Linked DNA regions of Mus musculus: region 2 is linked to region 1. Evidence: chromatin loops called from intact Hi-C (ENCODE). Cell type or tissue: gastrocnemius. All regions are shown on one strand. Links, peaks and the distances in the headings refer to the core of each region. The heading gives the core; the rest is flanking DNA. Region 1 overlaps Ctnnbl1 (catenin, beta like 1). Region 2 has its middle 38 kb from the start of Platr27.

Region 1 (5,373 bases), core at 249-5,248:
TACAGACGTTCTACACCGAGTGGGAACTCCTCAGCCAGTGCTGATGCAAGCACTATTTCTAAGGCATTTGGATGGCAGTGACCCTCAGATTAGGAATGAGGGTCTAGTATTTCACTAAGCCTGAAAGGACACCCACTCTAGATAACAGAGTCAAACATTGGCTTTTCAGTGTCTCTCACCCTAACCTTTCCCTGAAAACCTCCATTTCTCTGTATGTGGTTTGCACTTGACCAAGATTCAGTGGAGAGAATCCAGTCATTTGGCAAATGTTGATAGACTCCTGTTCTGGGCCAAGTGCTGGACCAGGCACTGGCCAAAGACGAGAGGCCCAAGTGCCAATTAGAAACCTGAGTGTGGTGTGTGCTGCTGGGGAGAGCCAGGGACCCAGAGGGCAGCTCAAGCCACCCCAGTGACTCTGTGACTCTTCCACATGCACACCAAGTAGGGATGGGGTTTTTCAGTCTACTGCCAGACCCTGGGAGAGGAGGGGGGACCAGGGAGGTGGCCTTTCCCTGACTCTCTGCTCAGGACACATAGCCTCACTGGCCCGGACTATTTTTCCCCATTTGTTTTTAAGGTGTTTGAATTTTTGTGCTTGGAGAAACTGGGTAGGTAGTGGTATAACAAGTAACGCCTGACCCAGCACCAGGAACAGGCAGAGAGCCTTTGTTTCCTTTTCTCTGGGAGGTCCCTGTTAACTCCCAGTTGGTTCTCTGCCTTCCCTACACCTCCAGCCCTGTCTTCCTGCCTTGGGTATTAGAGCTAGTGCCTCCTACAAGGTCAGATCTCATTAAATATGTGCCCACCTCAGAGAAATAGTCATAAAACCCGTCCCTTCATAGCTGGTAGGCAGTGTGCTTGTTTGCTTCCTCTGTGCCTGTCATTTTGTTGGTGGTGGTGGTTGGTTGGTTTTGGTTTTTCTGAGGCAGGGTTTCTTTTTGTGTAGCCCTGACTGTCCTGGAACTCACTCTGTAGGCCAGGCTGGCCTCAAACTCAGAGATCCACCTGTCTCTGCCTCCCCAGTACTGGGACTAAAGGTGTGCACCATCACCACCCCAGCATGGTCTCCTCTTAAGATTTTCACCCTGAGCCTGAGGAAAGGACCACTGCTCCTTGAGGGAGTTCGTTGTCTGCCCCCTGGGTGTTAAGGATGGAGGGATCTGCCTACCTCCACGTTGTTCCAGAACTTTCATTTTTGCTGGTAGTGCTTAGTTTACAAAACAACAAAACCCCACACAACCCCTCTCACTGAAAATACTTGAAAGTACACACAAGTAGATTCTAATGTGACTGCAGCAGTAGCATAGTGTTTGGTTGGTGATGGGTCTTGTCTTGTTGCTTGCAGTGTTAGGAATAGAAGCCAGGGCCTTACACATGCAGGGCAAATGCTCTCCTGTGGAGCAACATCCCCAGTCCTGCAGCTGTCTGCACTAAGGAAACAAACATGCTTAGAAGCATGCATGGGACTCCTCCAGCACTAGATTATTTTAGCATTTTCAGTTCATAGTATATTACTACAGCAGTACATAACTGGAAGAGAGCGCCGTCCATGCCTTGGGCTGGTTGGTGCCCAGTGTGTTCCGGCTGTACTCAGTGTCCTTGAGATCCAGAGTGAAGTTGGACATACCCCAGGGGCTCCTGGTTAACAAGATTTGAACTTTTAAAGGCCGTGTAATGTTTCCAACTCTTCCAGCAAGCAGCAGCCCTCGTGATCAGTAAATATCCAGGGCGCTTGTCTCAGCAGATTTCACTGGGCTCCCCAAACAGGCTGAAGCCCAGAAAAGACCAGGATCCCTGTGGGTTCAGCGTACAGAAGCTGCCTTCAGAAGCAAGACGTAATTAGATAGGTGCTGGCAGGGATTTCTGAAAGAGGGAGGAGAGCCTTAGAGAGAGGCTTTTCTTTCTTAGTTCCTGGGAAAATTATACTCAGCAGGTTTATTCAATAAAGTGTTCTCACCACATACTTCTCACCGTAATGACTTACAAATTGCATGCTAATTTTGCCACAGTTAAGTCATTCTAGGCTTTATCCTGCAAAGAAAAAGATGGACTCTGTAATGAAACAGTATCCACAGGACTTGATATCTTAAGCAGACTGGCTGTTTCTTCAGCATCCAGAACTCACTTGAAGATATGGGTGAACGGGGGTGAAGGGTGGAATGAGCATGTGGGGTGCGTGACCCTGAGCGCCAGGTGGAGATCTGGTTTCTGCTGTTCTACTAACTATGCTGGAAGCTTCCAAAGCAAGCTTTAAAAAAGAGAGAGTGCATCCTGCTGAGAGTTCCTCTCAGCCCATCTTTAAGCCAGTACCTCACAGACTTTCTCAGCCAGGGAGTTTGCCAGTAGAAGCTAGTGGGGAGGGTGTCTTTTCCTGTCTCCTACTGCCCTCTTTGGACACCCACTGTTTCAGCCATGGCCCCTTTGGTGCCTCCTGCTTCTCTGACAGTCATTTCCAATCAGTTACTGGAAAAGAAGTCAGTAGGTCTGAGTTCTGGATCCACACCCCTGCACTTGCCTTACAGCATCGTGGCCCTGAGCACAGTGCTTTTCCTTTCTGAAACTGAGTGCTCACTCAGTGAAGCTAACATCTCACCTCTCCGCCACCTCCCAGGCTTGTTGTCGGGTTTGCAAGGGTTAGGGCTGTGCCCCCTCCCATACCTCTGTAGGCTCACAGTCCGGTGTACCTGGATGTCACTTATAGGCTCCTCTGGCTCATTAAGTCAAACCCAAACCATGGGGTCCGCAGAGTGGGAACACCCTAGGACCATTCACCAGTGTAACCAGTCAGACCCTGGAAGCCATCTGCTGCCTCACATCCACCAGACAAGCTCTACCGGCATTGGCTCCCAGCCCTTCTCACTGCCACGGGCTTCATCACTTCCTTTGCTTTCACACAGCAGCCACCTAACTAGGCTCCTTACTCTAGGAGTGTGCCCTGTGGGTCTTCCTCACCCTACCCAGAGAGTATCTACGTGCATACTTGCTTAGACCATTCCCAACACTCACACACACACTCACACACACACACAGTCAATCCAGTGTTGTTGTGATACCATCCGCTTGTAGGTGAACCTAAACCAGGCCCTGCCACATCCCTTGCCCATCACTACATGAAGAAGCCACTTGTTGCTTCTGGATTCACTTTCTCAAATCTGCAAGAGCCAGGTGTGGTAGTGCACAGCCATAATCTCAGCTCTTGGGAGACCGAGGCAGAAGAATCTCAGACCCAAGGCTGAAACACCCACTGGACACTTGCCCGTTATGTCTGCAGCATCTCTTCCGCACCCTCCTCTGCTGCAGCTGGCTGCCCGCCCCTTCAGTAGCCTTCAGGGCTCGGGTGTGTAGACAGATATTAGGTGTGTGTGTGTGTGTGTGTGTGTGTGTGTGTGTGTGTGTGTGTGTGGTGCCTGTCATACAGAGCAGCTGCAGTAGTAGTCTCCCTCAGTTCTTAGAAACCCATCCCTGAGGATGCCCAGAGCCTCGCCGTGGTACTAAGCACATCTGCACCACAGCCTCGGGATGCAGATGAGAGACTTGGCCACTGTTCTGGCTCTGCCTCCCTTGAACTCCCTGCTTTGCTTACTGGCGAAAGTGAGTATAAGAGCACTGATCTTGCGCAGTGGAACCTAAGCACAGATAGTCCCTGGCTTAAGAGGCTGTTCGTCAGAATTATTGTCACAAGTGGCTCTGGCCTGCGTGCTTGTCCGTCCGTCCTCCAATCCAGTGGAGTCCTCACTGGTAGAGTTTGCGTGTACTTTCTCCCCATAGAACCATCATTTTCTGATAATACCTGCTATGGTGGGAACTCTGCCTCTCAATACTTGTTCCCTGTTGGCAAAAATGAACAGTTGGGTGTTTGGGGTTTTGTTTGTTTGTTTTTTAGGGGAAAGGAGGCACAACAGAACCAAGGAACCCTGTATAGCCAGGTTAAGTACCAGCTTTGCCACACAGAGTGGAAAGTGCCCTTTGTTCTAGGAGGGACAAGGCCATTTGTGGGAACCTGGCACATGCAAGTGTGCTTGTGTAATCAGCCTCCTCCTTATGACCAGGCCCTGGCCTAAGAGCCAGCCGTGGATTTTTATGCACACACACCGAACCCCAGATTCCTAGCCTCCCGCTTCCCAGCTGAGAAGACAGGCTTCTAAGATCTGCACCCTATTTTAGAGGCATTTGGAGGAAGGGCTTTATTTGGGGACATTTGCATCTCTTGTCTCCATTTACCACTTCCAGTTGGGGCTGCATGTAAAGGGTTCACAGCCACCTCTTTATGATGGTCCCCTTCCCTCAGCCTGAGACAGCTAGCTCACTACCTGTCAGGGCAGATGAGAAATGCCATCAGAGCCCTCCAAGGGCTTGTGCCAGAGAGAGGCAAGGGAAACTGGTGGTTTGGTTGTGCTTCCAAAGCCAGATTAACATTTACAGTGGAGATGCAGCTGAAAGAGAGAACACACCAGCCTGCAGTAATAGCACCTTGACGTTCCACATTCCCCTCTCTGGTATCTTTGGCGATGAATCTGTTTATTTTAGCAACCCTCCGACAGGCTTATGCTGCTGGGAACTGCAATCTGTTCCACTTACAGTGCACCATTCACTCAATTACCATCTAAGATTTTATCCCAGCCCTCGTGTACAGAGTGAGCAAAACAAAGCCTAGCAGGGTGTCTTCTCACTCTGTCTCCCAAACTGAATATGGAATCTTCTGATCTAGCTCTAGTCTCTCCTCCCTCACCCACCATGCTTTCACACGGTCCCATGTGTGCCAGCCTAGTATTAAACTACTCTGTAGCTAACCAAGGATTGTCCTCAGTTTCTGGTCCCCTGCCTCCACCCCTCAAGCAGTAGGGTTGCAGGTGTATACCACCATGATGAGATGGCTGAGATGCAAACCCAAGGGTGTCGGGAGCATGAGGTGGGAGGTACCCACTCTCCAGCCAGGCTACATCCCGGCCCTCCTCTCATTTCTAAATATCTTCTTTACTGGGAGAAAGGCAGGCCAAGAATCCCTATGTTTAATGTTCCTGGTTTACACTAATTCCCATATAACTTAAAGACAGTGGCTAATGCTGGAGTGGTCCATGCTACTAAGATGATGCTCTTTTACACTATGAAAGGGAACACAGGCTTGGAGCCAGAGTGTGGGCCTCTCTGCCCTAAGCTTCCAATGTGGAATGTGGATATAGTCATACCTCTTACCTCTTACCTCTTGGGGTTCAGAGGAAGAAATATTATTCATCCGGGGCAGCCTGGCACTCAGGAAAAAACACTTTTGCTGAAAATGAACAGACTAAAGGAAAGGCCTTGCGCCAGGGAAGGATGCTGGACTCACCCACTGAAGGGCTGCAGTAGTCACGTGATATATGTCTCAGCTTTTTC
Region 2 (5,373 bases), core at 268-5,267, 240 kb before region 1:
TCGTGTGGCTGGTCTCTCAGGGGGAAGGAATGTCTCAGAGGGAAGTATTCTACCAACGGAGCCATAGCCTTAGTCCGATGCACTGTGACCTTTGTGAATGTGTTGGTGGTAGTCTCTGACTCTAAGGGACAGATAGGCCACCAACTGTCCTCTGCCTCTTGGGTTCATTTTCTCATCTATAGGATGAGAAACACCAAGGGCTGGGATAATGGCTGTCTTAGCAAGCTTGGCAGTGGGTAACCCTAGGACAGTGGCACCCCCCCACACCCCCATAGAACACATTCTTATAGCTCTTTATCTTTTTATGATCACAACAGAGCATATATCTACACTTGTTATATGGGCATAGGTGGCTCTCAGGTCTGCTTAAGGTTTACTTGGGAAGGAGCTGAGGTCACTGAGGTCAGAGATCCTTACAGAGGCCCTCCACGGCCCTCTGATGATTAAAAGTCTCCCGTCAGGTGGTGCCTGAGGAGATGGGCAGGTGTACAGTGTAGTGACAACCTGCGGTCCGCCCCCTTTTCCTTGTTGATGCCTCTGTGGAGACAGTCTGGTCTCAGATGAGTATATTCCCTGAAGAGAGGCAGCCAGAGCAGCTGTCAGCATTGCTGAGATGGTGAACGGCTGTGGTACCTGTCAGCAGCCACTGCATAGCTGTCTTGGTGACAGGTGCCAGCGGCAGGAGGAGAAATCAGCTCTTCTTGGGCTCTGGGTTCTTGTACCAATGCTGCCTATTGATCTGCCTACATGGAAGGGTGAGCAGGGCCCTGTGCATTTGAGAGCAGGGCCTAGCCCCTGGGTTTGTTTCACTAGATTTAATTCTGGTCGTATTGTCTACGGGACATCTGTCTGTTCCTTGTTGGAGACCTACAGACTGCTTGGCCTGCTTGGGTTCTCTGGTCCTGCAGCCAAGTGTTGGCACTGCCTCGTCCACTGGCTCACTGGTGAGCTCGCTATTTCCAGAGCCTGGGCCTAGGCTTCAGGCCTCCTGCCCTACTTCACCCAGGAGGTCGTTTCATTTCCCTCCCTCCCCACAGGGCTTCTATCACGTACATTGTTCCCATGAGGGAGAATTGGACCCTTTTCCTCTCAACTCGGATGTCTGTAGCCTGAAGAGGGAGATCTGGTGGGCTTTAAGACCCAGGGGCACCAGGGTCAGAGTTAGACAGTACAGGATCTGGATCCTAGGAAGGGGACTCTGTAGTTGTTAAAATTAGATTCCAGCTGGTGATTGGAAGTGAAGCTTAAAAAGCAGAGGCTAGGGTGGGTCTGCCTGCCTCCCGAGGTAAAGGGCCAGCTACCACGGAACAGACTGCCAGAGTGCTGGTGCCCCAGGAAGAGAGCACAAAAGTCAGGACATGGTGGCAGTCCAGCAGGAGCTGGATCGGACTCATCCTTCTTACCAAACCCCTAGTCCCAAATAAACCAGAGCCTCTGGATCTGGGTTCGAAATTTAACTTAATATGCTGTGTGACCAAGCATGTCACCTCACCCTCTCTGAACCTCAATACCCATCATTCTTTTTTTTTTTTTTTTTTAAACAGGGTTTCTCTGCATGGCCCTGGCTGTCCTGGAACTCACTCTGTAGACCAAGCTGGCCTCGAACTCAGAAATCCACCTGCCTCTGCCTCCCAATTGCTGGGATTAAAGACCTGTATCACCACTGCCCGGCTAGTACCCATCATTCTTATACGAGAACCACAGTAGTCACTTTAAGGGTGGGGGATACTCTTGGGGAGAGCCTAGACAGAGTGGGGACCCAGCAAGAAGCAGTTTCCACCTTGGGGGAAAGAAAGCCATCACTGTGCCCAATGGGGCTGCCTGAGACCTGGGAAGCAGAAGCACGGCCTAGTTCCCTGGGCTGGTGGCTGAGGACTCTTGCTGATCCCTGGTTACTATGCATTAATCTCTGTAAAGGGCCCTGCCACGGGGTCTGGAGCACAGTGAATGTCACACATCTGGAATGATGCTCACACTGAGGCAACATCTGGGCATTCACTGTGTCAGGTTTCAAGTCAGCTACCCAGGGCCTTGAGAAATGGTAAAGCTGGGCACATCTAGATCCCTGAGAATCTAGAGCCCAATCTAGGGTGGCAGAGGGGAGACACAAAAGCACCCACAACACAAGACAAGGTCAGGTGGAGACCCGCAGAGAGGTTTCTGAATGGCAGGAGGATGCCAGGGAGTGTAGTAAAGATGAGCTGATCTGTAGGCATTGCCTGTGCCTGGGCACCCTGTCTTACTCATATAGTCTCATTTAAAGCTCAAAACAGCAGTTACAGGGACTTCTTGTGGGCAAGTAGACCTTGCCACCAGACAGAAGAACTGGTCAGGCTGAGTGGCCCCAAGCCCCCTGAAACTCAGAACTGAGAATGGTAGGAGTGGGGCCAACTCCATGCCAAACTCTACGTGCTCTGGGACACATAACCACGACAACCCACTGAGATGACCATGACAATCAGCCATGTGGGGGAAAACATCTGAAGTCCTTCCCCATGCAGGTTAGCATCATTAGCATCTCAGTTTGAGCCAATAGGAAACCCCTACCCCTGGATCCCACCCTGCTCCTCAGTGTTTATAAAGTCCCTGTACACATGGAATAGAGCGCACAGGCTATTTCACCGAGAATCATCTGAGAGCGACTGATTTACTGAGCTGTGACACTTGGGGAAAAGGTTTTCTTCCCAGAAGCATTCATCGCTGGTCCTTGTACCCTCCTGACAGGCTGGACTCATGCTCCTGCTGCCTCTGTTGTCACTGCCTGCTGCCACCGGCAGCTGCCCTGCCCCAGCTGCTGGTATTGACGCTGCCACGGTGCAGGCCAGATCTGGGACCTCAGGTACCTGCCCCGCGTAGGCTTCCCTTCTGAGAGCTGTCACACTGTGTCCGTCTCTGGCTGGACCACAGGGTTCTGCAGAGGATGACAACTTCTAGTCCCATTTTACAGATGCAGAAACTGAGCCCAGAGAGGTCGTGTGATGGCTGATGGCAACCTTCATTGTCAGCTTGATAGGATTTAGAGTCACCATGGCAATAAATCTGCAGGAACGACTCTCAGGAACTTTCTAGACTGTCTTAACAGAGGTGAGAAGACCCACCCTAAACACGCACCGCACCGTTCTACGGCTAGGAGCCTCGATTAAGTGAAAAGACAAAGTAAATAGAGAACCAGCATTCATCTCTCGCGTCTTCCTGCAGATGCAATGGCCACCTCATTCCCAGGGCAAGCCTTCCAGGCCGCGACAGGATGGGGAATGGAAAGATGCAGCAGGGAGCCTGACCAGGAGATGGCGCCAGTGTTGCTGACTTTGAATGACAAACGAGACGGACAAAGTGGCCAGGCTTCTGCTGGATTAGAAACAGACCGCTCAGCATGAGAAATAGCCAGGGCTAGAGCCATTAGCCTTATCAAAAAGCTGATTGCTCTTAGCAAAGTATTTAATACGGTTTCCTGCTATTAGGGCCCAAACCTGGACTAGCAAGATATTAATTCTGCAGATAATCATTGAGAGGGGAGGACCATATTTTAATATATGGCAACAGGCAAGCTATTGTCATTTTTCCCTTCTATCTTGATTGCCGGCTACCCAATTAGAACTGGCTTTCGATGCCCCTTCCTGGAGGGACGGAGATAAGGCTTAATGTCCTCGAACAAGATCTATCGGCTGCGACGAGAGGCCCATAAATATTAATAAATCTATAATTAGTCCTGTGGAAAGGGGTATCCATCCATGAGGCAGTTCCACCCATCGATGCCAAGAAACCACTTTTGCTGGGAAAGCATGACTTTTCTCTCCCAAATGCCAGGCTCTTTGTTCCAGAAGGAAGCAGCCCTTAGATGGTCCAGATCCTGATGTGTTTGCTTTGAGACAGACCCTCAAGAACAGCCAGGATTTCTGCAGTGGTCTCCAGGGAGGGAGGCTTAGCCTAGGTGGTTATAGGAGAAGGTTGGGGGCCCAGAAACATTTTCTCACATTATTTTAATTTTTAAAAACCTTCTTATTGATTCTTTGTGAAGTTCACTTTATGCACCCCAATCTCACTCATTTCCCCATCCCTTCATATCTACCCTCTGCCCTTGCAACCCAAAAGAAATTTCTTTTTCTTTTTTTCTTTTTTTTCTTCTTTTTCTTTTTTGGTTTTCTGAGACAGGGTTTCTCTGTATAGCCCTGGCTGTCCTGAAACTCACTTTGTAGACCAGGCTGGCCTCGAACTCAGAAATCCGCCTGCCCTCTGCCTCCCGAGTGCTGGGATTAAAGGCGTGTGCCTAAAAATTTTTTTAAAAAGTAAAAGAAGCAACAACCAAAAGCATCTCTCTGTAGAAGCCGCAGGGTGTCCCACAGTACACCTTTTATCCAAATATCATTACTTGCAAATGTTCATTGCAATGAGTCTTTGGTCTGGCTCAAGGCCTCTGGCTTCTGCTAGTCTATCAGTAGTGGATGCTCACGGACTCCTCTCAGATATTCTGTTCTTGCCCTGTGTCATGGAGATTCTGCAACTTTGGATCTGCAGGACCAGCCCCTTCATGAGCTCCAGCAGTTCATAGATGGAGTAGATGTTGGGGTGGGCCCTGGATCAAAGCTCCCCAGTGCTGCACCCATCGAGGGGCATTGGCCTGCCCATGCAACCACCTGGCTAGTGAGGGGTGGAGCCAACTCTGCTCAGCGTCCCACACCCCTCGTACATCTACATGGCCCAGGGGCGGCAACCCAGACCAGGACTATGCACTCGGCCTTTGATGGTAACATGGACCACAGATGTTGACACAGACCCTTGCTGCTGCAGGGCAATGGACCCAGACATGGCTCTTGGTAGCACCATGGGCAGCGACTTCACTGTGGCCTCAGATGACAACACAGGCTGCTCCCTTCAGGCTGTTCCTCAGCACCCTCATGTCTCCAGTTCTGCCTCTCCTCATGGTGCTCAGACCCCTCTGCTTCTCTCTCTCCCATCTCTCTACCACTTGCGAACTGCAGTGGCTCTCTCTCTCTTTTTTTTTTTTTTAAAAAGATTTATTTATTTATTTATTATATGTAAGTACACTGTAGCTGTCTTCAGAGACTCCAGAAGAGGGCATCAGATTTCATTACGGATGGTTGTGAGCCACCATGTGGTTACTGGGATTTGAACTCAGGACCTTCAGAAGAACAGTCAGCGCTCTTAACCACTGAGCCATCTCGCCAGCCCTGCAGTGGCTCTTATAGTGGATGGGCCTCTGGGTGTCTTCTGCCCCACCCCCCATGTGGTGGTAGACAGGTTCCTTCATTATTTTAATTTTTTGTTTGTTTGTTTGTTTTTCGAGACAGGGTTTCTCTTTATAGCTCTGGCTGTCCTGGAGCTCACTTTGTAGACCAGGCTGGCCTCGAACTC

The links. Peaks named below come from ENCODE experiments on the same cell type or tissue, not always from the same donor. Only the 100,000 strongest peaks of a DNase experiment are listed, where the experiment ranks them.
Region 2: it touches region 1 in a loop (14-fold over the local background); 3 of 42 quality-filtered maps call a loop at or near these places.

What each region holds. Positions count from the first base shown.
Region 1 is chr2:157,873,582-157,878,954 of GRCm38, forward strand. The region is part of intron 13 of Ctnnbl1 (catenin, beta like 1); the gene reads left to right. Among named protein-coding and RNA genes, the nearest start is that of Vstm2l, 38 kb to the right of the region's middle. In gastrocnemius, for the core only: CTCF peaks have their summits at 1,372 and 2,397; a DNase peak (open chromatin) is centred at 317; H3K27ac peaks cover 2,571 bases.
Region 2 is chr2:157,632,564-157,637,936 of GRCm38, forward strand. No RefSeq gene overlaps it. Among named protein-coding and RNA genes, the nearest start is that of Platr27, 38 kb to the left of the region's middle. In gastrocnemius, for the core only: a CTCF peak has its summit at 3,283 (motif pointing right); DNase peaks (open chromatin) are centred at 922 and 3,291; H3K27ac peaks cover 421 bases.